Linked DNA regions of Homo sapiens: region 1 is linked to region 2. The links are chromatin loops, found by intact Hi-C in ENCODE. Cell type or tissue: PC-3. All regions are shown on one strand. Each heading gives the region's core, and the rest is flanking DNA. Links, peaks and the distances in the headings are about the cores only.

Region 1 (16,452 bases), core at 4,779-12,778, 63 kb after region 2:
GAGGTGGGAGAATCGCTTCAACCTGGGGGGTGGAGGTTGCGGTGAGCTGAGATCATGCCACTGTACTCTAGCCTGGGCAACAGAGTGAGACTCCATCTCAAAGAAAAAAAAATTTAAAAAAGAGAAATGAAAACTGGCTCAGGCCTGTAGTCCCAGCACTTTGGGAGGCTGAGGTGGGAGGATTACTTGAGCCCAGGAGTTCAAGTCCAGCCTGAGCAACATGATAAGACCCCCATCTCTACAAAAAATTAAAAAAAAAAAAGCCAGGCACAGTGGTTCACACCTGTAATCCCAACACTTTGAGAGACCAAGGTGGGTGGATTGCTTGAGCTCAGGATTTGGAGACCAACCTGGGCAACATGGCGAAACTCCATCTCTATTTAAAAAAAAGAAAAAATAAATACAAAAATGAGCCAGGCATGATGGCATGCACCTGTAGTCCCAGCTACTCGGGAGGCTGAGGTGGGAGGACTGCTTGAGCCTAGGAGGCGGAGGTTGCAGTGAGCCAAGATTGTGCCACTGTACTCCAGCCTGAGCAACAGAGTGAGACCCCTTCAAAAAAGAAAAAAGAAAACCCACAGAATGGGAGAAAATTATCTGCAAATTATATATTTGAGTAGGGACTTATCCAGAATGTTTAAAGAACTGTTACAACTCAGTAATAAAAAGACAGTAATAAAAGACAAATACCCAAATGGAGAAAGGAATTGAATAGACATATCACCAAAGAAGATACACAAATGGCCAATAAGCATGTAAAAAGATGCTCGACATTATTAGTTATTAGGGAAATGCATATCAAAACCACAATGCGATACCATTTCAAACTCAATAGGATAGCTATAATAAAAGACTGACAGTAGACCAGGCGCGATGGCTCATGCCTGTAATCCTAGCACTTTTGGGAGGCCAAGGCGGGCAGTTCATTTGAGGTCAGGAGTTCAAGACCAGCCTGGCCAACATGTTGAAACCCCGTCTCTACAAAAAATACAAAAATTAGCTAGGCATGGTAGCACACGCCTGTAAGCCCAGCTACTAAGGAGGCTGAGGCAGGAGAATTGCTTGAACCCAGGGGGCAGAGGTTTCAGTGAGCCGAGATCACACCACTGCACTCCAGCCTGGGTGACAGAGCAAGACTCCATCTCAAAAAATAAAATAAAAATAAAACTGACAGTAACAAGTGTTGACAAGGAAGTGGAGAAATTAGAGCTTTTATACATGGCAGGTGGGAACATAAAATATTGTATCCACTTTGGAAAACAGGTTGGTATTTCATCAAGATGTTAAACAGAATTGCCTTATGACCCACCAACTCAACACCTAGCTATATATCTGAGAGAAATGTAAACGTATGTCCACAAAAAAAATTATGCACAAATGTTCATAGCTCATTCATAAAACCAAGAAGTGGAAATAACCCAAATGAATGGATAAGCAAGATGTGGTATACCTACAATGGAATATAACTGGACAATAAAAAAAAATGAAGTAGTTATCCATGCTGCAACATAGATGAACCTTGAAGACATTATGCTAAATGAAATAAGCCAGTCACAAAAGACCACATGCTATGTAATTCCATTTATATTAAATGTCCATGGGTGGGCGTGGTGGCGCATGCCTGTAATCCCAGCACTTTGAGAAACTGAGGCGGGAGGATTGCTTGAGCCCCAAAGTTTGATACCAGCCTGAGCAATATAGGGGAGACTCCGTCTCTATAAAAAAGTAAAACATGGCCAGGTGCGGTGGCTCACCCCTATAATCCCAGCACTTTGGGAGGCCAAGGTGGGTGCGTCACCTGAGGTCAGGAGTTCGAGACCAGCCTGACCAACATGGCAAAGCCTCATCTCTACTAAAAATACAAAAATTAGCCGGGTGTGGTGGCATGTGCCTGTAATCCCAGCTACTCAGGAGACTGAGGCGGGAGAATCACTTTGAACCCAGGAGACAGAGGTTGCAGTGAGCGAGACTACGCCACTGCACTCCAGCCTGGGCAACAGAGCAAGAATCCACCTCAAAAAAAAAAAAAAAAAAAAAAAAGTAAAACATTAGCCAGGAATGGTGGCAGGCACCTGTGGTCCTAGCTACTCAGGAGGCTGAGACAGGAGGATCACTTGAGCCTAGGAGGTAGAGGCTGCAGTGAGCCGTGTTTGTGGCCACTGCCCTCTAGCCTGGGTGACAGTGAGACTCTTCCTCAAAAAATATTAAAAAAGAGAGAAATGTCCAGAAGAGTCAAATTTATAGAGGCAGAAAGTAGATTAGTGCTTGCCTAGGGCTGGGGGTGGTGACTGGGGGAGTAGGGAATGGGAAATGACTGCCAATAGGTACGGAGTTTCAGCTGGGTGCGGTGGCTCATGCCTGTAATCCCAGCACTTTGGGAGGCTGAGGGCGGGGGTGGATCACCTGAGGTCAGGAGTTCAAGACCAGCCTGACCAACATGGAGAAACGCTATCTCTACTAAAAATACAAAATTATCTGGGTGTGGTGGCGCATGCCTGTAATCCCAGCTACTTGGGAAGCTGAGGCAGGAGAATTGCTTCAACCCGGGAGGCAGAAGTTGCGGTGAGCTGAGATCACGCCATTTGTACTGCAGCCTGGACAACAAGAGTGAAACCTCATCTTAAAAAAAAAAATTAGTAAGCATCAGAATCACGGGGGAGATGTATTTTTTATTTTATTTATTTTTATTTTTCATAAATAGAGATGGGATCTTGCTATGTTGCCCAGGCTGGTCTTGAACGCCTGGGCTCAAGCGATCCTCCTGCCTCAGTCTCCCAAAGTGCTGGGATTACTGGCATGACCAGCCTAGATTTTTGAAGTGTAAATTTTCTAGTTCTGACCTAGAGACTAGGCCTGGTGTGGAGCCCAGGAATCTACATTCTTAATCTCTCCAGGTAATTCTAATGTTTGTGATTCAGAAGCCATACCTTGGGAAACAAAAAAATAACCCTGAAGGCGTAGGTGTCCAGTAGCTTACACAAAAAAAGATGAATATAGTAATGATAACTAGCAAATATTGAGTGCTTACTAGGTGCTAAGTACTGTTTTAAGTGCTTTACACATATTATCTCATTTAGTACATGTACCGTTACAAGTGCTATCTATTATTTCTCCATCACCAATGAGGAAACAGAGGCACAAAGAGGTTTAGTAACTTGCCTAAGGTCACATGGCTAGTAAGTGGCAGAACCAGGATCTGTCTGTTAGCTCTAGATACTGTGGTCAAGCTGCTCTGCCTGAGAAAATGAGAAGAATTTGGGTTGTGTTGGATTGGGTTGTGTTGGGTTGGGTTGCGTTGGGTTGGGTTGGGTTGTGTTGGGTTGGATTGGGGTGCTTTCTTGTTGTAGCTGAGAAGGAAGGGTAGGGAATAGAAAGGAAGGAGATAATAAAGGAGCAATCATGGTGTTTTGTTTTGTTTTTTTCCTGTGACACCAGAGATTCCTGTGATATGTGGGTTACCTAGAGAGGAAGAAATTGAGGTGCTAAGATACTAAGTAACCACTGGAATGAGTGAATTGCAATCAGTTTTTAATGACCTTGCATCTTTCCATTCAAGAATCAGCATTCTTGGAAAAAGCGCAAGATTGATTAAGATTAGGTCTTGTGCCCAATCTTAATCAGCCAGAAAAGTGTATCTGTGAGAAGTCAGATGATGAATTTACCATATTCGCCTGAGGACAGCACACCCTAAAGGCAATTGGATGAAGTCAGTTCGAGGAAGGCGAAAGGGTACAGTCCTGTGCTGCATAAAGACATTTTGGTCAACGTTGGACTGCATATACCACAGTGGTCCCCTACGATTATAGTGGAGCTGAAAAATTCCTCTTGCCTACTGATGTTGTAGCCATCATAACATCGTGGCTTAATTTGTTATCTTTTCTATGTTTCCATATGTTTAGATACACAAATACTTACCACTGTGTTACAATTGCCTGTAGTATCCAGTATAGTAACATGCTGTACAGGTTTGTGGCCTGCAAGCAATAGGCTATACCATATAGCTTAGGTGCGTAGTAGGCTTTACCATCTAGGTTTGTGAACCTGCTAATAATAATAGTGATGACAAAGACAGACCCAGGCCTCCCTGTACTGTGGTTTATAGTCTAGCAGGGAGTCATACAAAATAGAAGTAAGCAAACAAAATAATTAGGGACTGTGACCACACCAAAATAAGTAGGGATTGTGAGGGCAAAAGACCAGGAAGAATGATAATGAATAATGGAGGACCTACTGTATATTGGATGGTCAAGAAAAGCCTTTCTGAAGAGGTGATATTTCAGCTGACACCCAAAGGATGGGAAGGAGCCATTGATGTAAAGAGTTGGCAGTGGTATGTATTGGAAGGAGGGGATGGAGGTTACAAACAGCTTGTAATGAGGGAGGCCAATGTAGTCGGAGTGATACGAGCAAGATGTGAGACTGGAGAAGCAGGCAAGGGCCAGATGGCCTTGGTGGACTATGGTGCTAAGTTGGATTTTTATTCTAAGAGAAATGGGAAGTGCACGGAAGGGTTTCAAGTTGAGTTGGAACATAATCATCATTTAAAGTTTAAAAATATGCCTCTGGCCAGGCACGGTGGCTCACGCCTGTAATCCCAGCACTTTGGGAGGCCCAGGTGGGTAGATCACGAGGTCAGGAGTTCAAGACCAGCCTGGCCAACATGGTGAAACACCATCTCTACTAAAAATACAAAAATTAGCCGGGCATGGTGGCAGGCGCCTGCAATCCCAGCTACTTGGGAGGCTGAGGCAGGAGAATCGCTTGAAACTGGAAGGTGGAGGTTGCAGTGAGCCAAAATCACGCCACTGCACTCTAGCCTGGGTAAACAGTGTGAAACTCTGTCTCAAAAAAAAAAAAAAAAAGAAAAGAAAAGAAAAGAAAATATGCCTCTAAGGCTGGGCATGGTGATTCATGCCTGTAGTCACAGCACTTTGGGAGGCTGAGGCAGGAGGATTGCTTCAGCCCAGGAGTTTGAGACCAGCCTGGCCAACATTTCAAAACCACATCTCTACCAAAAAAAAAAAAACAAAACAAAAAAAAAAAACTAGCCAGGTGTGGTGGTGCACACCTGTGGTCCCAGCTACTTGGGAGGCTTAAGTGGGAGGATCACTTGAGCCTGGAGGGTCGAGGCTGCAGTGAGCCATGATCGTGCCACACTGTACTCCAGCCTGGGCGACAGAGTGAGACCCTGTCTCAAAAAAAATTTTTAAAAAGACACAGCAAAGGCCTGATCTGTGTGACTGCGGATTTTTTACCAGAAGACAATAAACTACATAAAAATTTAAAAACAAACAGTAACAACCACGTGGGTGGGTGTGGAAGTCAGTAGCATGTACGAAAAGGTCATTAAAGGCTTCTTTGAGGTCGCAAAAGTAAAAAGGGCCTGATCCAGTTCATTGTACAGATTGGGAAAAATAAAGCCCAGAGGAGCAGTGCCAGGCCCAGGATCACACAGCAAGTCAATAGTGGCACTTGGCCCAGAAACCAGGGTTCTCACTATCGGCCTTTTATACTAACGGCCTCCTGGTCCTGGGCTGGAGTCTCCCGTGAGGCCCACTGGGAGACCCATATACCAGCTCCCTCCTCAATCTGAGACCCAAGTATTGTAAGGGCCCAAAAGAAGGATTTGGATTTACATAACGCCCTGAGGACAGATTTCTGAAACCCTTCCTTCCTGTCCCCTACTCACAAATACCCACTATTGTAAAAGCTATCCTGTAGCAACAAGACCAAAATGTAAACTTGGCCTAAAACTGGAAAGCTGTAGATAGGCTCTTGCACCTCCAACTTTCTTTCTCTGAATCCCTCTCACTCCCCAGGAGCCACACTCCCTACAACTGTGCATCCAGGCCTCTCATCCCCATCCCCCAAATATACACACATTTCTCTGCTCTGAGAAAGGAGATAGGTTTGCTTGTTGCTTCCTGGTATCCATTCCCCCTTTCCCTGACATCCATTAGAAACTCAAAGATGGCTGGGCACAGTGGCTCATGCCTGTAATCCCAGCACTTTGGGAGGCCGAGGTGGGCGGATCATGAGGTCAAGAGATGGAGACCATCCTGCCAACATGGTGAAACCCTGTCTCTACTAAAAATACAAAAATTAGCTGGGCGTGGTGGCATGCGCCTGTAGTCCCAGCTACTCGGGAGGCTGAGGCAGGAAAATTTCTTGAATCCGGGAGGTGGAGGTTGCAGTGGGCCGAGATTGTGCCACTGCACTCCAGCCTGGCGACAGAGCGAGACTCCGCCTCAAACAAAAAAAAAAAGGGGAACTCAAAGATTTGCTGAATGAATGAATGAATGTGCAAATGAATGAATGAATGAATATCTCTAATTCCTTTCTTAAAACTCTTCATTGGCTTTCCATTGCACTTAATTTAAGAACCATAATTCTGAGGCCGGGCACGGTGGCTCACGCCTGTAATCCCAGCACTTTGGGAGGCTGAGGCGGGTGGATCGCTTGAGGTCAGGAGTTCAAGATCAGGCTCAGGGCTTAGACATCCCAATGATAACTGAGACTTTGAGCTTTGACTCAGAGGGAAGCACAAGGGCGAGTTCCAGATGACACCCTAAGGCTCATCTTAGGGTGGAAGTCTAAAGTGGTACAGCACTTTGGGAGAGTAACTTGACAGCATCTGTTAAATTTGAAATGTACATACCTATCAATCTTGCAGTTGACTTCTCTGAAAACTATTCTGTATATCCAAGGATAGTCACTGTAGCATTCATTGTGGCAGCTAACATGGTGAAGCCCTGTCTCTACTGAAAATACAAAAATTAGCTGGGCCTGGTGGCATGCTTGCAATCCTAGCTACTCGGGAGGCTGAGGCATGAGAATCACTTGAACCCAGGAGGCACAGGTTGCAGTGAGCTGAGATCGTGCCACTGTACTCCAGCCTGGGTGACAGAGCGAGACTCTGTCTCAAAAGAAACAAAAAGAAAGCATATACTCCAAGCATTATCTATTACAGTTGCCTTAGTCATTTACTTCACACTCCTACGGGCCTCAGAATACTTTGCAACAATCTTTACTATCTCCGACGGAGTGTACAGCTCAACATTCTTTATAGCCACAGGGTTTTATAGACTTCACATCATCATTGGCTCAACTTTCCTGCTGCCTTCTACGCCAACTACCATTTCACTTTATTCACCGTTTTGGATTTGAAGCTGCTGCTTGATACTGACATTTTGTAGATGTAGTATGGCTATGCCGGTACGTTTCTGCCTATTGAAGAAGATCATGTTCTTTTAGTATTAAACAGTACAGTTGACTTCCAATCAATTAGTTTATATATAGGAATCTTGTGTAGCCTGCAGTGGGGTTGTGGGGAGCAAGGCAGAAGCAGCCACTCCAGAGAGGATTTACATTTATTTCTTCCAGGCATCTGAGAGATCATTTCAGAGTGGGTCGCTTTTTATATTAATTTCTCAGCTTCGAGATTCCCAGCCATGCAGGTGATGCAAATGTGAACGCCAGACTCATGGAGGGTAGGCATGTGGTTTCAAATTCTCAGGAGATTATTTTCCCTCTTACCCAAAGACCAGGTCAAGATGGACACATCCTTTTTGTCTCCCTTCGCTAGTAGGTGTTGGTTTTTCCCCTAGTTTGTTCTTTCACTGTGGGTGTAGCCCTTCAAGGGTCCTAGATTTATCAAGGGTCTCAGTTGCAACCTCTAATTTCATATAAGCCCAAAGCTTCAACTCCCCAAATGTTTCTTTAAAAACACAAGCTATTGCAGATTCAGTTGTGCCTTTTAAAGGATGTTTGTTGTTTTTATTTCCAGCATCTCCTTGGGTTGTGTAGCAGGAAGTTCCTGATATTGTCAGAAAAGGAAGTCCAACTCAGTATTTAGTACAACTGTCTGTTTACTTGTCTATTTTCTCCATGAGTGTCAAGCTCTGGGAGGTCAGGAACTAAGGCTGACTCATCTCTGGGACAAAACACCAGGCCCAAGATCTGGCACAAAGTAAATGCTCAGTGCGTTTGTTGATACTGAACCTCCACTTGGTCACTTCTAATGATGGGGAGCTCACTTTCTCCCAAGGTGGCCTCTTTCCTTTAGAGAGGGTGTGTGACCTGAGTGACCACCGGGCTAATGGGGGACAGCCTGCCCCTCATTTATGTACAACCTTCCCAATACTTAGCTTGTCCATCCAGATTCTGCAGAAGGGGGCTCAAGGCCTAGACATCCCAGTAATAACTGAGACTTTGAGCTTTGACTCAGAGGGAAGCACACGGGCCAGTTCCAGATGACACCCTAAGGCTCATCTTAGGGTGGAAGTCTAAAGTGGTACAGCATTTTGGGAGAGTAATTTGACAGCATCTGTTAAATTTGAAATGTACATACCTATCAATCTTGCAGTTCACTTCTCTGAAACTATTCTGTATATCCAAGGATAGTCACTGTAGCATTATTTGTGGCAGCAAACAATTGAAAACCACCCAAATGTCTGTCAATAAGAATAACTAAATAAATTCTCTAAAGTCAAGTCATACAGTGGAAAACTGTGAGCCTTTTATTTTTGTTTTTTTGAGACAGGGTCTCACTCTGTTGCCCAGACTAGACTGCAGTGGCGCCATCACGGCTTACTGCAGCTTCAACCTTCTGGGCTCAAAGGATCTTCCCACCTTAGCCTCCCAAGTAGCTGGGACTACAGGTGCACACTACCACACTTGGCTAATTACTTTTTATTTTTGTAGAGATGAGGTCTCACTATATTGCCCAGGCTGGTCTCAAACTCCTGGGCTCAAGAGATCCTCCAACCTAGGCCTCCCAAAGTGTTGGGATTACATGCGTGAGCCACCACACCTGGCCTATGTTTTTTTTTGGTTTTTTTTTTTGAGATGGAGTCTCGCTCTTGTCACCCAGGCTGGAGTGCTGTGGCGCGATTCCGGCTCATTGCAATCTCTGCCTCCCGGGTTCAAGTGATTCTCCTGCCTCAGCCTCCTGAGTAGCTGGGATTGCAGGCGCCTGCCACCACGCCCAGCTAATTTTTTTACTTTTAGTAGAGATGGGGTTTCGCTATGTTGGCCAGTCTTGTCTCAAACTCCTGACTTCAGGTGATCCAGCTGCCTCAGCCTCCCAAAGTGCTGGGATTACAGGTGTGAGCCACTATGCCCGGCATGTTTTTTTTTTTTAATAAGGTAGATCTATGTATATTGACATAAGTGGAATTCCAAGACATGTTGCTGTGAGTCTGTAAGACAGAGTGTATAATATCAAGAAAACAGACAAACCTATAAGCAGTGTAAATTGGTACATCATGGAGGCTATTTGGTAATATCAGTCACCTTTTTTTTTTTTTTTTTTGAGATGGAGTCTTGCTCTGTCACCCAGGCTGGAGTGCAGTGGCGTGATCTTGGCTCACTTTAACCTCCACTCCCGGGTTCAAGCAATTCTCCTGCCTCAGCCTCCCGAGTAGCTGGGAATATAGGTGTGTGCCACCACGGCCAGCTAATTTTTGTATTTTTAATAGAGAAGGGGTTTCGCCATGTTGGCCAGGCTGGTCATGAACTCCTGACCTCAGGTGATCCATCTGCCTTGGCCTCCCAAAGTGCTGGGATTATAGGTGTGAGTCACCGTGCCCAGCCTAAGTCAACTTTTAAAATGCTATTTAAACTTTTAAAATAACCTCAACTGACTAATCCCCACTAATAGATATTTATATTACAAATAAATATGCAAAATAATGGGTAAAAATATTAATTGCCACATTGTAATAACAAAATATTGGAAACAAACTTTTTCTCCTTATGAGACTGGATATATAGAGTGCATCTATTTGATGGGATACTATGCAGGTTTGAAATAGAATGAGGCTGCTCTCCATATCGATATGGAAAGGTCTGCAAGATAGAGTATGAAGTGATGAAAAAACAAGGTGCAGAATAGTGTCTCTATGTTTATGAAAAATACATGTATTATATGTTGGATTTTATTATTTTATTATTAATTTTTTGAGACAGCATCTCACATCTCACTCTGTCACCCAGGCTGGAGTGCAGTGGTGCAATCATGGCTCACTGCAGCCTCAACCTCCTGGGCTCAAGCAATCCTCCCACCTGAGCCTCCTGAGTAGCTGGGACCACAGGGCTACACCACCACGCCCAGCTAATTTTTGTATGTTTTGTAACAACAGGGTTTCACCATGTTGCCCAGGCTGGTCTTGAACTCCTGGGCTCAAGTGATGCTCTCGCTTCAGCCTCCCAAAGTGCTAGGATTACAGGCATGAGCCAACATGCTCACTCTGCATTGGATTTGAAATGCATAGAATTCCTCTGGAAGGAATCACAGGGAACTGGAATTGGTTACCTCCAGGAAGGAGACCAATAATTGGGAACTGGGAAGGGAAGGACACCTGCAAACGCTGTACTCCCTATTGAAGCTTTGTAATTTTGAACTATTTCCTTACAATTAAGTAAGGAAGTAAAAAATGTTAAACCATAATTGTAAAACTGGAAGCAAAACAAGCTGTACAAAACACTTTCTATATGTACATACACATGTTGTGTAGAAAAAGAAAAGAAGGATACACTTCAGACTGGTGGCAGTGGCAGAAGTTTTCTGGGACTGGATAACAAAGGGTGGTCAAGGGTGACCTTGACTTTATCTTTTTGTTGTTGTTGGGGTTTTTTGTTTGTTTGTCCGTTTTGAGACGGGGTCTTGCTCTGTCTCCAGGCTGGAGTGCAGTGGCAGAATCTCGGCTCACTGCAACCTCCGCTTCCCAGGTTCAAGCGATTCCCCTACCTCAGCCTCCCAAGTAGCTGGGACTACAGGCGTGTGCCACTAAGCCCGGCTAAATTTTTTCATTTTAGTAGAGATAGAGTTTCACCATGTTGGCCAGGATGGTCTTGATCTCCTGACCTCCTGATCCACCCGCCTCAGCCTCCCAAAGTGCTGGGATTACAGGCGTGAGCCACCGCGCCCGGCCTGTTGTTGTTGTTGTTGTTGTTGTTGTTTTTTAACATACAGGGTCTTGCTTTGCTTTTTTTGTTTGTTTGCTTTGGGGTTTTGTGTTTGTTTGTTTTGGAGTTTTTTGTTTATTTGTTTTGAGATGTCATCCAGGCTGCAGTACAGTGGTGCAATCATGGCTCACTGCAGCCTGAACCTTCCAGGCTCCAGCAATCCTCCTACCTCAGCCTCTGGAATAGCTGGGACTACAAATGCATGTCATCACATGTCGCTTTTATTTTTATTTTTATTTTTTGTAGAGACAGGGGTCTCATCATGTTGCTCAGGCTGGTCTTGAATTCCTGGGCTCAAGCAGTCTTCCTGCCTCAGCCTCCCATAGAGCTGGGATCACAGGTATGAACCACCATGCCTAGCCTTGCTTAGATTTTTATATAATCTTTCTGTTAATTGTTACTTTTTTTTTTTGAGATGGCGTCTAGCTCTGTTGCCCAGGCTGGAGTGCAGTGGCACGATCTCGGCTCGTTGCAACCTCTGCCTCCTGGGTTCAAGTGATTCTCCTGCCTCAGCCTCCCGAGTAGCTGAGATCACAGGCACCTGCCACTACACCCAGCTAATATTTGTATTTTTAGTAGAGATGGGGTTTTGCCATGTTGGCCAGGCAGCTGGCTGGTTTCAAACTCCTGACCTCAAGTGATTTGCCCACCTCGGCCTCCCAAACTGCTGGGATTACAGGCGTGAGCCACAGTGCCCAGCCTGTTACATCATTTAAAATCCATTTTAATCTTTAAAAGTAGGCTTCAGGTGGATGGAACACAACCACAGCCTGGCAAAGGAATGAGGCTGACTCTCCTCCTTCTGAGGGAAGTATTCATGTTGTGCTCTTTGTCCCACTGCCTTCCCCAAGGACAGCCTGGCTCAGTGGAGGCACCGGGGCTACTCCTGGCATCATTCCAGAGAGCCTCTCTTGTCACCTCTTACCCACTTGGCTCCCTGTCACCAGTGTTCTGGGCTGGGCTGAGAAGCAGCACAGATTAACTATTGGGTTGTATCTCCAGAAGCCCCATCGATGTCAGGTTGGGCAGAGCCAGCCCAGGAAACATGGAACATCTGCCTCTGGCCTCTCACCTCTTTGTTCTCCTACGAAGCCCGGCTTTTTTTTCTTTTTTTGAGACGGAGTCTGCTCTGTCACCCAGGCTGGAGTGCAGTGGCGCGGTCTCAGCTCACTGCAAGCTCCGCCTCCCAGGTTCACCCCATTCTCCTGCTTCAGCCTCCCGAGTAGCTGGGACTACAGGCGCCCGCCACCATGCCCAGCTAATTTTTTGTATTTTTAGTAGAGATGGGGTTTCACTGTGTTAGCCAGGCTGGTCTCGATCTCCTGACCTCGTGATCCACCCGCCTCAGCCTCCCAAAGTGCTGGGATTACAGGTGTGAGCCACCGTGCCCGGCTTGCCCTTTTTTTTTTTTTTTATAGATTTTGGCAGTTACTTGGAATATTCTTTCCCTTTGATACTCCACTACCTTTTTCCTCATACCCCAATTTATATTTCTGTCTCATCTCATTCAGTGGAGAGGAGGCATCTGAAAAACCCATCAACTAGATGTGCAGGGATTTAATGTTCCTACATTAATTGTATTTTAGGAGGCATCTAAAAAGGACGATGCTTAACTATGAGGAAACACACAATAATGATGGAATTCCTAGCACCGGTGGAGAAGAGATCCTGAGGCAGAAAGGCCTTGCTATCACTCTTCAGTCATGTTGATAGGCAATGCTACAAAGGGCTTAAGAACGTGGCACTGAGGCTGGGCACTGTGGCTCATGCCTGTAATCCTAACACTTTGGGAGGCCCAGGCAGGAGGATTGCTTGAGCCCAGGAGCTCAAGACCAACATAGGCAATATAGGGAGACCCCGTCTCTATACACAACAACAGCAACAAAAATTAGACAGGCATGGTGGTGCATGCATGTAGTCCCAGCTAATGGGGAGGCAGAGGTGGAAGGATTGCTTGAGCCCAGGAGGTTGAGGCTTCAGTGAGCTGTGATTGCACCACCGCACTCCAGCCTGGGCAACAGAGTGAGACCTCATCTTAAAAAAAAAAAAAAAAGGCCAGGCCCAGTGGCTCACGCCTGTAATCCCAGCACTTTGGGAGGCCAATGTGGGCAGATCACAAGGTCAGGAGATTGAGACCATCCTGGCTAACATGGTGAAACCCCGTCTCTACTAAAAATACAAAAAAATTAGCTGGGTGTGGCGGCGTGCACCTGTAGTCCCAGCTGCTGCAGAGGCTGAGACAGGAGAATGGCATGAACCCAGGGCCAAGACCGCACCACTGCACTCCAGCCTGGGTGACAGAGCAGGACTCCGTCTCAAAAAAAAAAAAAAAAAAAAGAATGTGGGCACTGGAGCCAGGCTGCAGGCTGACAGATTCGTATCTGTCACTTAGCAGCTGTTGAACCTTTGACAAATAACCTGTCTGTGCCTCAGTTTCCAAATCTGCAAGATGGAGATAAGAGTAGCTCCTTTATAGGACTGTTGTGAGGCTGTAATGAGATATTACATGAAAAGCCTGTAGTCCCAGCTACTCAAGAGGCTGAGGCTGGAGTACCACTTGAGCCCAGGAGTTCAAGTCCAGCCTGGGCAACATAGTGAGACCCTCATCTCTAATTAAAGAAAAAAAAAGAGATTTAATCTCTCTGTAATCCCCATCACTTTGGGAGTCTGAGACAATTGGATCTCTGGAGCCTGGGAGTTTGAGACCAGCCTGGGCAACATGGTGAAACCCCATCTCTACTAAAAATACAAAAATTAGCCGGGCATGGTGGCTTATGCCCATAGTCCCATATACTCAGCAGGCTGAGGAACAAAGAATTGCTCGGGCCCAGGAGGCAGAGGTTGCAGTGAGCCGAGATTGCACTTGGGTAACACAGCAAGACTCTTTCTCAAAAAAAAAAAAAAAAAAAAAAAAAAAAATCGGCCGGGCGCGGTGGCTCACACCTGTAATCCCAGCACTTTGGGAGGCCGAGGCAGGCGGATCACGAGGTCAGGAGATTGAGACCATCCTGGCTAACATGGTGAAACCCCGTTTCTACTAAAAATGCCAAAAAAAATTAGCAGGTCGTGGTGGCGGCCGGCGCCTGCAGTCCCAGCTACTCCGGAGGCTGAGGCAGAATGGCGTGAACCCGAGAGGCGGAGCTTGCAGTGAGCCGAGATCGCGCCACTGCACTCCAGCCTGGGCGACAGAGCGAGACTCCGTCTCAAAAAAAAAAAAAAAAAAAATCAAAGGGCCTCCGATCTATGCCAACCACTCCTTAAGATCCCTTTGGTTCTCACCAATCTCTCATATCCCACCACTGCCTTTCAGTGGCCTTCACTCACCAAACCTGTTACTCTTCATCAAAAACTGTACCCCTAGGCCCTTTCCCTCAGGCCTCGCTTTTTTTCTTTTTTTCCTCTCACCTCTCCATCCTGTCCCTGTTACCCTGTTATCTCAGTTCCATATCTCAAAAGCCTAGAAAGGCAGACAAGACAGAGCTCTCCTTAAAAAGTGATGGGCAGGCCAGCTGTGGTGGCTTACGCCTATAATCCTAGCACTTTGGGAGATCAAGGCAGGAAGATCACTTGAGACCAGGAATTGGGCAACATAGTGAGACGCGGTCTGTACACAAAATTTTAAAAATTAGCTGGGCATGGAGGTGTGTGCTGTAGTCCCAGCTACTCAGGAGGCTGAGGCAGGAAGATTGCTTGAGCCCAGGAGTTCGAGGCTGCAGTGAGCCACGATTACACCACTGCACTCTAGCCTGGGTGTCAGAGACCCCATCTCTAAAAAATAAAAAAAGTGAAGGCCAGGTGCAGTGGCTCACACCCGTAATCCCAGCACTTCAGGAGGCCAAAGTGGGAGGACTGCTTGAGCCCAGGAATTCAAGACCAGCCTGAGCAACAAAGAGAGAGAGAGAGAGAGAGAGAGAGAGAGAGAGAGAGAGAGAGAGAGAAAGGAAGGGAGGGAGGGGGAGAGAGAGAGAGAGAGAAAGAAAAATAAATTAGCCAGGCATGGTGGCACAGGCTTGGATAATTTTTTAAAAACTATTTGTATAGAAGGGGTCCCACTATGTTGTCCAGGCTGGTCTTGAATTCCTGGCCTCAAACAATCCTCCTACCTTGACTTCCCAAAGTTCTGGGATTACAGGCGTGAAGCCTGCGTGTATCGATTTTCTATTGCTGTGTAACAAACAAAACCTCCACAGACCTAGGGGCTCATGACAGCACCTGTTTATTAGCTCACAATTCTCTAAGTCAGAAGTCTAGGCACATCTGGGTTCTCTGCTTGGGATCCCACAAGTCTGAAATCAAGGTGTTGGCCAGGTGTGTCCTCATATGGAGGCTTGACTAGAGAAAGATCAACTTCCAAGCTCCCTCTGGATGTTGGAAGAATTCATTTTCTTGTGACCATATTAGCAAGGCCCTGTTTTCTCACTTTCTGTTGGCAGGGGACCACTCTCAACTCTCAGCTTGTAGAGGTCCCTCTTGGGTCCTCCTCTTGTGGCCCTCTCCACACATAGCATTTGGTCCTTCATGGGAGCACCAGCTGCTGGAAAAAATGATTCTGTTAGGTAAAAATACTATACATTTTTGAAACATGCACCAATTATTTAGCTCTGTGATTGTGGGCAATTTCTTCAAGCAGCCTGAGCCTCAATTTCCTTATTTGTAAAGCTGGGAAAACAACGATGCCCATCTTGGAGGGTTACAGGCACATAGAAAAACAATCAATAAATATAAGCTGCTGTTTACATTTGTTCTTTTTTTAAAAATTTTTAAATTTTATTTATTTATTTATTTTGAGACAGAGTCTTGCTCTGTCATCCAGGCTGGAGTGCAGTGGCGTGATCTCGGCTCACTACAACCTCTGCCTCCCAGGTTCAAGTGATTGTCCTGCCTCAGCCTCCCAAGTAGCTGGGATTACAGGTGCACACCACCACGCCCAGCTAATTTTTGTGTTTTTAGTAGAGACGGGTTTTCACCATGTTGGCCAGGCTAGTCTCGAACTCCTGACCCCAGGGCATCCACTGCCTCCCAAAGTGCTGGGATTCCAGGTTTGAGCCACCACACCAAGCCTACATTAGTTCTAACGAATAGACAGGGTCTAGACACAGTGAGATTAGATGAGTGAGGGACAGGGTTCCCTACATGGAGAAAACTGCAAGAGCCAAATCTTGGAAGCAGGAAAGCTGGTGGTTTATTTGTGAAGGGTGTGTGTGTGCGTGTGTACAGAGAACGCTGAAAGAGTAGGTGAACACAGTTTTGCTTATCCCTCCAGTCAGAATTTACTGGATGCTTACTGTGTACCCAGTACCATGAAAGGGTGCCCGGCCAGCAGTGTGAATTCAGCCTGGAAGTGGGAGGGAGCCAAGGAAGAGCTCTGAGTTGGAGAGGGAAGTGGTCTAAGCTTCGGGAAATTTATCTGCTCCTAGTAGAGTGGTTGACTCAGCAGGAGAGAACCCCCTTCTCTTCTGCACCCTCTCCTCCCTAGCCTCAAAG
Region 2 (16,452 bases), core at 5,406-13,405:
GCCCAACAGGTGTCTTGTAATGATGTTTTTTAAAATGACAATACCCATGCTCACTCTCATTAGTGTGGGGTCAACTATTTACTGAAAATAACAGGCGGGGCATGGTGGTTCACAAATGTAATCCCAGCACTTTGAAAGGCAAAGGTGGGAGGACTGTTTGAACCCAGGAGTTACAGACTAGCTTGGGCAACATAGTAAAACCCCATCTCTACAAAAATAAAAATAAAAAAATAAGCTGGGTGTGGTGTTACACACCTGTGGTCCCAGCTACTTAGGAGGCTGAGGTGGGAGGATCACTTAAGCCCTAGAGGTTGAGGCTGCAGTGAGCTAAGACTGAACCACTGCACTCCAGCCTGGGTGACAGAGTAAGACCCTGTTTCAAATAAAAAAATAAAAATAACACATCCTCTCAATGGTGTTTCATAAAAGGAGGAACTAGTCACTCCAGTCCAAGGAGTTTTACCCCTCTGCTAATCCAGCTCTAGAGACAAACAGGAAGAGATTATTGATGAGATCTTTCACCACCAAAGTGGTCTGTATACTTGAAACATCTAAAAACTACCTTGGAGGACAGACGGTTATAAATGTGACAATGTCACAGACGAGAGAGTGGAGAGAAAAGAACTTTGTGTGCTTTATTCTTCAAACCAAGGAAACTCACCAGCTAGAACAACCCTAGTTGACAGAAAGTAGAAGGGAGGCAGAGAAAGAGAGAAGCTAGAAGTAATAGGACAGAATTCTATGGGAAGGGGGGCTGTCTCGCCATATTGACAGTGCCAGTCATGATGTCCTGTATCCAGGGTACTCATAAATATGACTGTGTAGGAACAGGATCACGCCCAGCTAAGCTGTGACACCAGCAGTGGCAAGCACACATCTGCTGAGCCACAGACTCTAAACTCAGAACCAGGTCACTCTGGGATAGGGCAGTGGCAGTAGTAGGAAAGGTGCTGTTCTGGAGCCCAACAGCTAGGGTGGGCTAGGGATTGATTCTTTGATTGGGTCAAAAATCTGAATGATTTTTTGGTGGGAAACTGGCCAAGAGAGGGAAAACACTGAAAATAACTTTTTAACTTAACCTGGTTCTCTACGGATTGAAAGCAGGCGAGAGAAGAGGCCCATGTGTCTGTTACTAGAGGATGGAGGCTAATGCTCCAACTCCATCCATTCCTATAGCATGGTGAAAACAAACACATGACTTTCTCCTGTCTCTCCCAGAGGAGACACAAGGAGTGAAATCAACACAGCCATCTCTTGCCCTAATTGCCTGAGGTTAATAATTGCTTGTCTGAAACTGACTGTTTATGAGGCCCAAGAGAGAAAAAGAGGCTCACAGCCTAGCCAAATGGACTTGTGAGTTTTAGAATACTTGCTCCTAGGATCAGGAAGAAGCAGTCTTCCTTCCATAGACTGAAGTAGTCTTTGGGAAGGAAAAATCTGTTCCTCCTGCTATTCTTTGTCAGTAACTGGCATCAACATCTAGCCAGATACCCTGGCAACCCTTCACCCTTCAGCTCCCATGTTCTTCCTTCCACCAGTCACCAAGCCCTGTGGATCCACCCCTGGAGCATTTATCCTTTCAGTTCTTGCTCTTGTCATCTCTCTCCAGCAGCTTTTCCCCCTCCTCCTTAGCGGTCTCCCAACCACCTCCCATCCAAGTCCATCTACAGAAGCACCAAAGGAACCTTCTAAAACAGTTTAGATTGTGGCTAGCCAGTCTTTAAAGACTTCTGATGGTTCCATTTCATCTATCAGGTTAAGTCTAAACTCCAACAGCAAACAAGACCCTTCACCACTGGGTCTCATTTCTCCAGTTTCACCTCTCACCACTCTTCCACACACGCCCTGTCCTCCAGCTACACTGGACTATTCCCAATTTCTGAAAACATCATGCTGTTTCATTCTTCTGTGTCTGTTCTTAGGCTATTCCTTCTGCCCAAGCCATCCTTCTCTGCCCGCTTTCTAGTAGAAAGCATTCGTTTGATAGCCAGGTGAAAGGTCACTTTGTCTATGAGCCCAAGCAAAGGTGGTAACAACCGTTGATTATAGTTGACATTTATGGATCACTTGCTAGGTGCCAGGCACTGTACTGTATCCTCTGCATCAAGAACAGTTCCTGACTTGGACAGGCGCGGTGGCTCATGCCTGTAATCCCAGCACTTTGGGAGGCTGAGGCGGGCGGATCACGAGGTCGGGAGATCGAGACCATCCTGACTAACACGGTGAAACCCTGTTTCTACTAAAAATACAAAAAATTAGCCGGGCATGGTGGTGGGAGCCTATAGTCCCAGCTACTCGGGAGGCTGAGGCAGGAGAATGGCGTGAACCCGGGAGGCAGAGCTTGCAGTGAGCCGAGATCGCGCCACTGCACGCGACACAGCAAGACTCCACCTAAAAAAAAACAAAAAAAAAACAAAAAAAAAAAAACAAAAAAAACAGTTCCTGACTCAAAAAGGTCCTCAGGAAACATCACAACAGCCCTGTGAAAGCTCTATTTCTGCTTCTTAGAACAGCTTTACTGAGATAAAAACCACACATTCTACCCATTTTACAGGTCAAGAAATCAAGACAGAAACAGAAAGCTTCAGTAATGTGACCAAAACCACATAGCTGACTCCGGTACCCACTCTTAATCCCTGTGTTAATAAGCCTAATACTGATGCTATCTTATAATAATCTGCATATGTTTCTCTCTCTCCCCATTTCTCTGTGAGTTTCTCAAGGGCAACACATTTATCTTAACTTTGGCTCTCCAGCACCTAGTACAGTTCCTGGCACATGTGATAAATGAACAAATGAAGAAATGAATGAATGAATATCATTCAGCAATACATATGAAATCCTTTTTAAAAATATGAGAATATTAAAGGAAACCAATGTTCTTGAGGAAGAAAAACTTATGAAGTGTAATACACAGAGTCATGAACACAGGCAAAGCACAAAATAAATCTAACTCAAATAAAGCAGAGCCTGAAGAATAGTGGTTGAGGGTTTGTTGTGGCAGAGGGCTGGCACAGAGAATGCTCTCTGTGGAGTAAACTATTGCATGGCTGAGGCCTGCAGTCTGGGGGCAGAAACACAGTGCTGCAACAGTCAGTAGGTTGGTGTGTGGGAAGTCTGAGTGTGGGATGCTGGGACAGGTGTGGACAGGGCGGACGCACAGCCGGAGCAAAAGTGAGGGTGAGTATGGAGGCAGGCAGGAGACTCAGAAAGGGCTATGTGTTTTGAAAAAAGCTTGAAGGGGTAAAAAGGAGTTAGGAAGGCAGAGGAGGAATGATATGTGCTTGGGGCAGAGTCAGAGAAGATCAAGGAAAGTGAGAAGTGACTTCAAATATTTTAAACAAACTGTGCAATAAGCAAACATTTCTGGAGTTTGCTCTATACGAAGAGTGTGATGGGTGCCAGGAAACCTGGTGACTCAGATAGTCTCTGTCCTCAGGGAGCTCCCAGTAAACAATTACAAAATACAGGAGGAAAGTACAAAGGAAGCAGACCTAGCCCATCAGGGGAAGCTGACACCTGAGTTTTGAACAATGAGTAGGTGAGGCTGGGCAGTCCAAGGCTGTGCACAGGTTGGAGGGCAAGAGAGAATGGTGTGCTGGGGTGGGGCTGTGTGTACTGTAATTAGCTCAATATAGCCAAAACAGGGCAAGAGCTGGGAGGAGTGACAGGAAAGAGAACACAAAAGGGGCTCCCGTGGATGCTGGTACCACTCTTCCTTAATCTGGGTGCTGGTTACTCAACGTTTCGTGAAAATTCACGTATCTGTACACTAATGAGTTATACATTTTTCCGTATATATGTCATACTTCAATAAAAAGTTACAATCCGGCTGGGCGTGGTGGCTCACCCCTGTAATCTCAGCACTTTGGGAGGCCGAGGAGGGTGGATCACAAGGTCAGGAGTTCGAGACCAGCCTGGCCAATATGGTGAAGCCCCATCTCTACTAAAAATACAAAAATTAGCCGGATGTGGTGGCGGGCGCATGTAGTCCCAGCTATTCGGGAGGCTGAGGCAGGAGAATCTCTTGAACCTGAGAGGTGGAGGTTGCAGTGAGCCGAGATCACGCCACTGCACTCCAGCCTGGGAGACACAGCAAGAGTCCGTCTCAAAAAAAACAAAAACAAAAAAAAAGTTACAATCCAAAAAGTCTCAGCAAGCAGGTAGGAGTCAGATCACGGAGGGCTAAGCTTGCACAGTCATCCAAAAACATCTACCTACAGGCCCAGACAGGATACCTGAAATCATGTCTGAAATGGCAGCCTCATGTGGGCAAGAGCTAGGGCATCACGCTGGCCTAACCAGAAGGAACTGTGCCAAGAGGACTAAGAGTTTTACCCCAAAATGATATAACCTACCATTTGCTAGGGCAGCCCAGATGCACAGGCACTAGGCTTTCTATATAAGCCTTGATATTTAGCCTTATCCTAGGGATATTAGAGTAAATCAGTCAAATGTGTATGTACATTGGCTGTAGTATCAGGAAATTTCATTATCTACTCAATCTAGCTTTGAATATGTTATGTTTTCTAACTCTCTATTTGTGTCAGGGTGGGGGCCAAAAGCCTCAGCAAGACCGGGGGTAATACTTTGCCTCCAGGGACTGCACCTCACAGCGATCTGGGCCTGGGTGGGTGGCACAGCTACAGGAGTGAGCAGGAATGTAATGAGGTGGGGCCATGGGGACTGGTTCAGGACAGGGACTTCAAGTGGAGTAATCAGAGAATAAAGAGATTGGGTCACAGGTGATGATCTATACCAAGACAGGCAGAAACGCACTGGAATGTAGTCAAAAGGGCTCAGGTCCCACAGGACTATCAGAAAAGGAAGTTGCACCAGGGTGTGGGGCAACAAGTGAGACTGCCCAGGAGGAGGAGGAGATCCTGGGGGCAGGGCCAATGTATTACATTCCTTGCCAAGTGTGTTCTTTTAACGGGGCAGCCTCTCTCAGAGCAATCCGTACATATCAGTGATAACGATGATAATTTATTGAGCACTTACTCTGTTCCAGCCATGACTGTAAGCACTTTACTTGCCTTAAGCCATTTAGTCTTCTCAATAATTCCATGAAGTGGGTACAATTACTGTCCCCATTTTACAGATAATGAAACTGAAAGACAGAGAAGTTATTTGTCTGGGGTCACGAAACTAGTGAATGAGAGCAATAGGATTTAAACCAAATGGTTTTACTTCAGACCCCATGTTCTGACTGCATCACTGGGCCACCCTCTTGATCTCAATCAAGCACCATAAAAATAACAATAGGCAGAGCAACTAGTTATTGAGTGGATTCTGCTAAGGAAGCACGCTAAGCATTTTATATTTCTTATTTATTCCTCCACTATCTCTAGGAGGTAGATATTCTGGGATCAAACTGAGGCTCTTGAGGCTGCATGATTTGCTCAAGGCTACAGAGCTGGTAATTAGAATAAGCAGGCTTTGAAGTTGGGTTGACCTGACAAAAACTGAGTCCTTGAGTCCTCTATGACTCCTTCCATTGGCAGGGCTTTGGCCTACAGGAACCTCAACTCGAAGTGATGGGATCACCAGGCCTCAGGATCATCACTCTTCCATTGTTCCTCTAAGGCTAGGCTCCAGGAAGAGAACCTCATTGAAACCTCCCAGGTCTCCCTATAAGGCCTATAAGGATGCTAACAATCATGAGGTCTCTTTTATTTTTTAATTTTTTTTACATGGTCTCACTCTGTTGCCTAGATTGGAGCTCAGTGACGCGGTCATAGTTCACTACACTCAAACTCCTGGGCTCGAGTGATCTGAGGGATCTTTTAAAAGGGAGGATACTATTAAAAATAGCAACCAATACCATCTGAGCAGTTATTACACGCCTCCATACCATTCATTCTTTATATTCACTCTATAAGGCAGACACTCTTTCATCCCCATGCTGCAGATAAGGAAACTGAGGCTTAGAATTGTTAAGTGACTTGCCCAAGGTGATAGAGCCAGGAGACAGTGGAGCTGGGATTAGCCACCAGATCTGTCTAACATGAGAGCAGCCTGGGCTCTTAATCATGCTTGAATACCTTCTGATAGCACTGATCCTTCTTTCTCCTTGGCAAGCAAGTCCTGTCACATGGCCTTTTTTGGTGGCATAAGGAAAGCTGGAAGAACCCTTAGGTGGCAAACTTCAAGAATATCTCGCTGTTGACAAACACCAATGGTGAAAAAGCAGGACCATCTATTAGCATCTGTTTGTCTGTTTTCCTTTTTAAAGCCTAATGAAGACTACTTCCCAAGGAAGGAGTTTTTAATTAGCTCACTGAAAGGCAGAGTACACTTTGCCCAAGCAACAGCCTTCAAAGCGAAACTTAAGCTGCTCCACTAAACTAATATCAACCTGCCCAAAGACCTGTGTTCCCCAGCCAACACTACAATAAGGACATCACAATACAATGGCCCGAGGCTTGTCCTGGCCTGCATCTCTCAGAGTGTCCCAGGCAACCCTGGGCTGCCACAAAGGAAGCCAGGGGAAAGCAAGCAGCAAGAGTCAAGGGGACAAAGCAAACAAGGTCACTCCCTTCTGTGGTGTATCTGCTCCATGGAAGTCTGGGGAGCATTGCTAAGTTTACTTCCACTGCCCCTATCGTCTTATCAATCAAGTTAATTTAATTTCGTTTTTAATTATGTACTCACTGAAGAAACTTTGGAAAAAAAACATATGAGGCCGGGCGTGGTGGCTCACGCATGTAATCCCAGCACTTTGGGAGGCCAAGGCGGGTGGATCACCTGAGGTCAGGAGTACAAGACCAGCCTGACCAACATGGAGAAACCCCGTCTCTACTAAAAATGCAAAATTCGGATGTGGTGGCGCATGCCTGTAATCCCAGCTATTCGGGAAACTGAGGCAGGAGAATCACCTGAACCCGGGAGGCAGAGGTTGTGGTGAGCCGAGATTGTGCCATTGCACTCCAGCCTGGGGAACAAGAGCAAAACTCCATCTCAAAAAAAAAAAAAACAAAAAAAAAAAAACTACATATCTATACGAAAAGGAAATAAAACTCACCCATGAACTTAATCTACAGGAACAAGTATTATCCTTTTGGGATCTATTTTCTAACTATTTTTGTTGCTTTAACATAGTTGAGATTCATTAAAATGCTGGGCACAGTGGCTCACACCTGTAAGCCCAGCACTTTGGAAGGCTGAGGCAGGTGGATTGCTTGAGGCTTAGAGTTCAAGACTAGCCTGGACAACAGAGCAAGATATGGTCTTTACAAAAAACCTTTAAAATTCCGAGATTGCACCACTGCACTCCAGCCTGGACAACAGAACAAGACTCTGTCTCAAAAAAAAAAAAAAAGAAAGAAAGAAGGAAAAAAAGAAAGAAAAAAACCCAACTAGGCATGGTGGTGCATGCCTGTCGTCTCAGCTACATGGGAGGATGGGGTGGGAGGATCACTTGAGCCTAGGAGTGTGAAGTTACAGTGAGCTATGACTGTGCCACTGCACTTCAGCCTGAGTGGCCTGGGTGACAGAGTAAGACCCTGTCTCCAAAAAACAAAATTAGATTAAAAAAAATACATATATATAATATATATATATATATACACACATACACAATTTTACATTGTTTAAAAAAACATTTATTTTCATGTAGTTTAAAATTATATTTAAATATCATGTGCATAATATTCTACTACATGGGTAAACCATATTTTACTTAACCACTCCTCTCTAAAGTATTTTCTAATTTTTCCAGTGATTATAAATAATTCTGCGATTAATAACTTTGTACCATAAAGCTTTCTGTCTTTATTTCTGCATTACTTTAGGATAGGTTCTCAAAAGTAGAATAAAAATCAAAACTACAAACATTTTATCCCCAGGTGGATAGTGTTAGAAAAATAAATGAATAAAATTTTTTAAAACTCCAAACTTTTTTTTTTTTTTTTGAGACGGAGCTCCGCTTTTGTTGCCCAGGCTGGAGTGCAATGGCGTGATCTCGGCTCACTGCAACCTCCACCTCCCGGGTTCAAGCGATTCTCCTGCCTCAGCCTCCCGAGTAGTTGGGATTACAGGTGCCCACCACCACGCCCTGCTAATTTTTGTATTTTTAGTAGAGACAGGGTCTCACCATGTTGGCCAGGCTAGTCATGAACTCCTGACCTCGGGTGATCCACCTGCCTCGGCATCCCAAAGTGCTGGGAATTACAGGCGTGAGCCACCGCGCCTGGCCAAAAAAACTCCAAACATTTTAAGACTGCCCATGGTTGTACAAATTTATCAGCCAACTTCCATGTGGGAGAATATCTATTTGATAGAACATTTGCCAGAACTGAGAATTAGCTTCTAAAATCTTTACCAATTTCAGAGGCAAAAAACAAAAAAAGCTTTCAAAAGTTTTTAAATTTCAATTTGCCTTTTCTTTATTAATTATCCATGAGTTGAATATTTTTCCATAATTTTCAGTGATTTATATTCCTTTTCTTGTGAATTTTCTCAAATATTTTCTTTTTTAGGATAAAAAGTAAATTATTCCTTAATTTTATTAAATAATTTTATTAATATTATGTGGTAAAATGTGAACTGTAGAAATATAACTTGCAGAAGTTATAACTGAACTAACTATATTATATATACTGTTAGCAGAGATTACTAAAATACTCAAAGAGCTGGAGTGGTTCAGAGACCTAGCTAAAATAGAACTCTTCAAATATTTTAACAGATTAGAAATGTTGTTTGTGAGGGTCTCTATTTATAGTAGCAAATAATGGAAAACAAATGTCCAACAAAAGAGAAGCGCTGGGATCTCATAACAAATACGCAAGAGGAACTGAAGTGGACATGCAGCAGAGTGATGAAAGACTTCCTTTCCAATTTATAGGTTTGAATTTCTTTTATTCTTACCAAATGCTTAAACTACTTGCAAAATTAAATTTAAATTTAAAGGAAATGACAAATATGTGACCAATGTCAGACATGATTCATATGAAATAAGTGATAAAAGTAAAACAAAATTATGTATATAACATTACGAAAATGTCTATGAATTCATTAAACAAAAGTCTGGAGTGATATAAAATTTTTTTTGCTCTGTGGAACAAAAAAAAAACCATGGCTGTGAAAGAGATACATATAACTTACTTACATGTTTTTCTTCCCCAAACAAAAACCTTTTCGTTGACTTACAGGTCATAAAATATTTTTTTTTAATGGCATACTTTTACATTTTTACGAGCGACTCCTAGGAAAACAAATAAACATGCACCTTCTGAGGGCATGTCTTCAGTTTCTCTATCTTTGCACTCGGCTATTTTAAAGATGACATTTCCAAAGGCCAGTACTTGGTCCCTTCTGCCAGGCTGCTGCGTATATTGTTTATTTTAATGGACACCAGACACCTTGATAAATGACAACCTATCTGAACCTGACACTCTGGAAACAGGGATTAAGGCAGGGAGAGTTCACAGACAGCAGAGTATTTACTGTTAAGAGTTATTTCTGACAAAATGACCACCACGATCTTCAGAACAAGACAATTCAGGCTATGCAATATCTAGCCATTTTAAGTAATCCAATAATAAATTAAACTAATAGGCCTACAGAAAGACCACTCATAAGCATTCCAAGAGAAACAATCTCTTATAAAGACCTAAGGCATCCTCGGGTGCCACCCCAGAAAAGGTAGGCAAACTGTAAGTAAAAGGTTCTATGTACAACTTTTTACTCTTTACTTCCTGAGTACACAAACTATTTAACAATAGTGTACAAATATAAGGACTCTTACACGCTTCTTATGGGAGTATAAATGTGGCAATACATTCCAGAAATCTGACTGGGTGTGGTGGTTCATGCCTGTAATATCAGCACTCAAGGAGGTAGAGGTGGGAGGACAGCTTGAGCCCAGGAGTTCAAGACCAGCCTGGGCAACACAGTGAGACCCCATTATCCACAAAAAGGAAAAAAAATCAATAAATTAATTCCAGAAATTGTTAAAAAGTGGCAAATATTTCTATTTCTAGGACATTATAAGAAAATAACTAAATATGAGTGCAAAAATTGCTGTACATTAGAAAGTTAATTGTAATATTTAAACAGCTAAAAACTGGAAAATCACCTAAATATTTAATGATACATACATTGGTTAAAGAATTTCTATATTCATAAAATGAATATGCAGCCATTAAAAATGATAGACTAGAACTGGGCGCAGTGGCTCACACCTGTAACCCCAGCACTTTGGGAGGCCAAGGCAGGCAGATCACTTGAGGTCAGGAGTTCAAGACCAGCCTGACCAACATGGTGAAATCTTGTCTCTGCTAAAAATGCAAAAATTAGCCGGGCATGGTGGTGCGTGCCTGTAGTCCCAGCTACTTGAGAAGTTGAGGCACAAGAATCACTTGAACCCAGGAGGCAGAGGTTGCAATGAACTGAGATCATGTCACTGCACTCCAACCTGGGCGACAGAGCGAGACTGTCTCAAAAAACAAGATAGATCAGACATTTATTGATATATGTTATATGTAGTAGGTTGTATTATTGGCCCCAATTTCCCCCCACCATGTCCAGGCCCTTTGCTGTATAACTTTGCCGTGCCTTCCTGTTGTGAACAGGATGGAAATCTCCACCCCTGGGCTCAGCCATGTGTAACTTTTTTTTTTTTTTTTGAGATGGACTCTCGCTCTGTCGCCCAGGCTGGATTGCAGTGGCACAGTCTCAGCTCACTGAAACCTCTGCCTCCCAGGTTCAAGCAATTCTCTGCCTCAGCCTCCCAAGTAGCTAGGATTACGGGTGCCTGTCACCACGCCCAGCTAATTTTTGTATTTTTAGTAGAAATGAGGTTTCACCATCTTGGCTAGGCTAGTCTTGAACTTCTGACCTCATGACCTCATGATCCACCCACCTAAGCCTCCCAAAGTGCTGGGATTACAGGCGTGAGCCACCATGCCGGGCCATATGTTACATTTTGATCAATGGGATATTAGCACATGTGATGCAACCAGGAACTTAAAAAGTGCATGCCTGACTAGGCTTGCTCACTATTGTGCTTCTGCCATTGCTATGAAAAGAAAATACCTAAGTCTGTCCCCTGGCCCAAGAGGATGACAACCATGTGGAGCAGAGCCCAACCTAGATTAGCCAACTCCAGCCAGCCACTGACGTGAAAATGAAGCCCATGTAACCAGCCAACTGACAAGCCATGTCCAACCTAGATCAGCTGACTCCTTGCTGACTTACAGATGTATGATCTAAGTAAACACTTGTTGTTGTTTTAAGCTACTGAATTCTGGAATGGTTTATTAACATTTTTGTGGTACTAGCTAATTGATACAAGATTTAAAAGTCTGGAGGGAAAAATGTTGGAAAAATCTGGAAATATATAACCCAAATGCTTACAGAGGAACTTTTAGTTAAAAATAATAGATTGATCACATGTGTTTATCAACTCTCCCTCCAAAAATCTCATTAAAATGAAAACAAGAGATTAAAACCATATTAAATCACAAAGAAAATAAGGGGAGATTATAGCAAAACCAACTTTAACACAATAGTGAAAAAATACAAAGCAGGTGAGAGAAGAATAAATCACTTGGTGATGTGGAAGAAATTACAGCTCAGTGGCCTACAAAGAGGATTACTAATAAAAATCAGCCAACTCACCCCACAGAACTTCTGAGAAATTCAGCACTAGAGTGCATCAGGTGCTATGGGAGGTGGGGGTATGGCATAGAGAAAAAAATCAAGTTGAAAGTTTATATACAGACCACTGAGAACAACAGGTGTTACCCCAACTATGTGCAGCCAAATGACCATTCCCGCATAACCCATCCCTCTAACTTTCTACTCTACCTGCAGAAGACCTCAGTTCTGGAGAAAGCTAACTAAGGGCACAAGTCTAGGAACTACTTTGCACAGTAGTGGGCTGAGGAGAGGTGTGGGCTGAAAAGCAATGAGATTAAATAAAGTCTCCAGACTGAAACCAGCCACCTTCCCTGTTCCTGCTCTCACAACTCCAGCAGCTAGTCTTATGCACCCTCCACCCCACAAAAAAACCCTAACTCTGCTACCCCAGACAGGACTTCAGAGGATTCCTCTTTGGGAAAACTGAATAGTTGCAAAGGAAAATAAAACCTGCAGATGATGACATTTGTAAATGCCCCCGACCCAAAGAAAGAGGCCAGCCCACTGCCTGATTCCCTGTACAGTGAAAATGATCCACCAACAAGCCCTGCCCATGCACGGAGTCTCCAGTCAATATGTTAGTGCTTCATTTAAAATTTTTTTTTATTATTATTATTTTTTTTACAGATGGCTGTCACCCAAGCTGGAGTACAGTGGCACAATCATAGCTCACTGCAGCCTCAAACTCCTAGACTCAAGCAATCCTTCTGCCTCAGCCTCCTGAGTAGCTGGGACTATAGGCAAGTACCATCACACCGGGCTAAATTCCTTTTTTTGTAGAGACGAGGTCTCACTATGTTGTCCAGGCTGGTCTTGAACTCCTGGCCTCAAGCAATCCTCCCACCTCAGCCTCCCAAAATGCTGGGATTATGGGTGTGAGTCATTGTGCCAGGCCATGTCTCACTCTTAAATAGAAACAGCAAGGATTACCATACATATAAGAAAATCATATGGAAGAAATCCTCCCAAAACAAACAATTAAAAAAAAATACCAGGAAGACAAAGAGACTATGCTTGGAACAAATAGAAACTGAAAATATATATGTATAATCAGAGATGTAATAAAGGATACTGTGGTGATAAAATAAAAATAGGATGCCTCAAAGAAACAACCAGAGACCAGATAAAAATGTATAAAAATGTAATAAATAAAAGTTAAAACTCAATAGAGGAGCTGGAAGATAAAAACAAGGAAATGTCCCAGAAAAAGTAAGAGAAAGTAAGTAAAAATGATGGGAAAAACAATAGAAAATAAAATATGCATAACTTAATCAATCAAGAAAATCCAACATCCAATAAACATCCAAAACAAGAGGACAGAGAAAACAGAGGTAGAATTTGGAAAAGTTGTTCAGGAACACCCTCTAGAACTAAAGACACTAGTTTCCATATTGAAAGGGCCTACCAAGTGCTCAGCATAATGAATTTAAAAAGACGCATGTCCAGACATAGCATCATAAAATTTCAAAACGCTCAGGATAAAAAGAAGACACTTAATTTTTCTTCTCCTTTTTTTTTTTTTGAGACAGAGTCTTGCTCTGTTGCCCAGGTTGGAGTGCAGTGGCGCGATCTCGACTCACTGCAAGCTCCGCCTCCTGGGTTCATGCCATTCTCCTGCCTCAGCCTTCTGAGTAGCTGGGACTACAGGTGCCAGCCACCATGTCCGGCTAACCATATATATATATATATATATATATATATATATATATATATATATATATATATATATATATATATTTTTTTTTTTTTTTTTTTTTTTTTTTTTTTAGTAGAGACGGGGTTTCACCGTGTTTTCTTCTCCTTTTCTTGAGGCAGGGTCTTGCTCTGTTGCCCAGGCTACAGTGCAGTGTCACTATCTTGGCTCAATGTAGCCTTAACCTCCTGGGCTCAAGTGACCCTCCTGCCTCAGCCACCCAAGTAGCTAGGACTATAGGCACGTGCCACCACACCTGGCTAATTTTGCTTATTTTTTGTAAAGATGAGGTCTCACTACGTTGCCCAGGCTGGTCTCAAATTCCTAGGCTCAAGAGATCCTCCTGCTTCAGCCTCCCAAAGTGCTAGGATTACAGGCTTGAGCCACTGTGCCTGGCCAGAAGATATTAAATATTTCAGGAAAAAAAAACTGGGTTATATCCATGACCATAAAACTGCTCAATAGCTACCAAGATACTAGAAGACAATGAAGCAATGCCTTCAAAATTCTAAAGGAAAAGTTATTCGAGTCTAAAATTCTTAATCCTACCCAACTATTAATTTGGTGCTAAACCAGAACAAAGATATTTTTTAGACATGGAATAACTCAAAATATATATCTCATATACCCTTTTTTTTTTTTTTGAGACGGAGTCTCACTCTGTCGCCCATGCTGGAGTGCAGTGGCACAATCTTGGCTCACTGCAACCTCTGCCTCCCAGGTTCAAGCAATTCTCTGCCTCAGCCTCCCAAGTAGCTGGGATTACAGGTGCCCACCACCACGCCCAGCTAATTTTTTGTTTTTAGTAGAGATGGGGTTTCACCATCTTGACCAGGCTGGTCTTGAACTCCTGACCTCGTGATCTACCTGCCTTGGCCTCCCAAAGTGCTGGGATTACAGGTGTAAGCCACTGCGCCCAGCCTTCATACACCCTTTCTTAGACAACTACTGAGAAAGTACTTCAGAAAAACAGAAAAAAATCAATAAAAAAGAGAAGGAACTCCAGGAGAGGAGGGATACAGAACAGGAGATTTATGAAGTTAAGTTCCAGTATGACAGCTTTATACCAGGCCCAGAGAACAACCAGGACAGACTGGGGTAGGATAAAAGATGTGTGAGAAAAATCTCCAGAAAAACAATAAAACCTATAAACTATTTGATGTGTTTAAGTGTTGTTAAAAGAAAAAAAAAAAAAGAACATTGTTAGGTACTTGACAGATCTAGTGGAGCAACCAGGGAATAAAACAGTGATTGGCACCCACAAACTAAGCAAAAAACCAAACAAGCAATAAAAGACAATTATTAACCCCAGGAAAAATAAAAGGTAGTACATGGAAGAAAAAAGTAGTCATAGTTACTACTTTGCCCAGCAGTGGAATAACACACACAGTGTTGTAAAATATAGGTGCTGATACTGATTCAATAAAAACTATGATGTTGACCAGGTGTGGTGGTTCATGCTTATAGTCCTGGCACTTTGGGAGGCCAAGGAGGGTGGATCGCTTAAGTCCAGGAATTCGACAGCAGCCTGGGCAACATGGCAAAACCCTGTCTCTATAAAAAATACAAAAATTAGCCAGGCATGATGGAGGGTGCTTGTAGTCCTAGCTACTTAGGAGGCTGAAGTGGGAGGATCACCTGAGCTGGGGAGGTCAAGGCTTCCGTGAGCCATGACTGCCACTGCACTCTAGCCCTGAGTGACAGAGTGAGACCCCGTCTCAAAAACAAAACAAGAAAAAACAAAACAAATAAACAAGAAACCATGGTGTAACTACTACAGGAAAATCAGGCAAAGGGGAAAAGGGGATATTGGTACCAAAGAGCTAAATTTTTTTTTTTTTTTGAGATGGAGTCTTGCTCTGTCACCCAGGCTGGAATGCAGTGGCGAGATCTCGGCTCACTGCAACCTCCACCTACCTGGCTCAAACCATTCCCCTGCCTCAGCCTCCTGAGTAGCTGGGATTACAGGTGCACACCACCACACCCGGCTAATTTTTTTCCTATTTTTAGTAGCGATGGGGTTTCACCATGTTGGCAAGACTGGTCAAACTCCTGATCTCAGGCAATCCAACCGCCTTGGCCTCCAAGTGCTGGGATTATAGGAGTGAGCCACTGCACCTGGCCCCAAAGAGCTAAATCTTTATCACTGTCCATGATGGGAGTGCAACAAATAATGTCTAAAATTTATAATTCAGGAAATATAATATAAGGTCTTATTTAGAAATATGGAATACTAGCAAAAGCCAGAAAGTAGTTGCTTCAAAGAAGTTGAACTAGGGGTGGGAAGAAAGAGGAAGGCTGCTATTCTAATCATAAGCCTTTTAGAACCTTTTTTAATTTTTTTTAAGAGATAAGGTCTTACTCTGTCACCCAGGCTGGAGTGCAGTGGCATGATCACAGCTCACTGCAGCCTCAAACTTGCAAGCTCAAGCAATCCTCCTGCCTCAGCCTCCCAAGTAGTTGGGACTACAGGTACATGCCACTGTGCCAGGCTAATTTTTTTATGTTTTGCAGAGACAAGCTCTTGCTATGTTCCCCAGGCTGGTCTTAATCTTCTGGGCTCAAGTGATCTTCCTGCCTCAGCTTCCCAAAGTGCTGAGATTACAGGTATGAGCCACCACACCTGGCCTAGAACTTTTTTGTAAAGCTATGTTAACAGTCACTGTCTGAGAAGTTAAGTTTTCAAGATGTTTTAATTTTTTTCTCTTGCCATGACTACATTTTCTAAATAATCTTGTATTACTTGTGTAATTTTTAAAAATGTTTTTAAGTGTTGCATTAAAAAAAAAACAAAACAAAACCACAGCACAAGTGTTGCAAAATCTTGCATAAATCAGGGACTGACCTTTGTACTCTCCTTTCAGGGCCTTACCTTTTATCGTAGTCAAAATGAAGAAAGCAATGAGGGTGTTGTTGATGGCACAGGTAGACTTGGCAACACAAGACAAAATCGTGTAAGGATTTAAGAGATAGCTGGGGAAGAACAAACATATTTGGCATTAGTAATCCTGACCAAGGAGCCCTCGCCATTACAGCAAGGAAGTTCCAAGAGATTTATTAAAAGCTTACGCAAAGGAAGGCAGCTTCTCAGAAATGAGTTCCCCCAAATAAAAGAG

The links. Peaks named below come from ENCODE experiments on the same cell type or tissue, not always from the same donor. Only the 100,000 strongest peaks of a DNase experiment are listed, where the experiment ranks them.
Region 1: it touches region 2 in a loop (3-fold over the local background); 10 of 110 quality-filtered maps call a loop at or near these places.

Annotation. Positions count from the first base shown.
Region 1 is chr20:34,681,745-34,698,196 of GRCh38, forward strand. No RefSeq gene overlaps it. Among named protein-coding and RNA genes, the nearest start is that of PIGU, 13 kb to the left of the region's middle. In PC-3, for the core only: no CTCF peak of the experiment used is centred there; a DNase peak (open chromatin) is centred at 7,897.
Region 2 is chr20:34,618,407-34,634,858 of GRCh38, forward strand. It overlaps PIGU (phosphatidylinositol glycan anchor biosynthesis class U), which reads right to left. Exons shown (of 12, transcript NM_080476.5): 6 at 16,209-16,309. Among named protein-coding and RNA genes, the nearest start is that of PIGU, 50 kb to the right of the region's middle. In PC-3, for the core only: no CTCF peak of the experiment used is centred there; a DNase peak (open chromatin) is centred at 9,775; H3K4me3 peaks cover 1,191 bases; H3K27ac peaks cover 1,176 bases.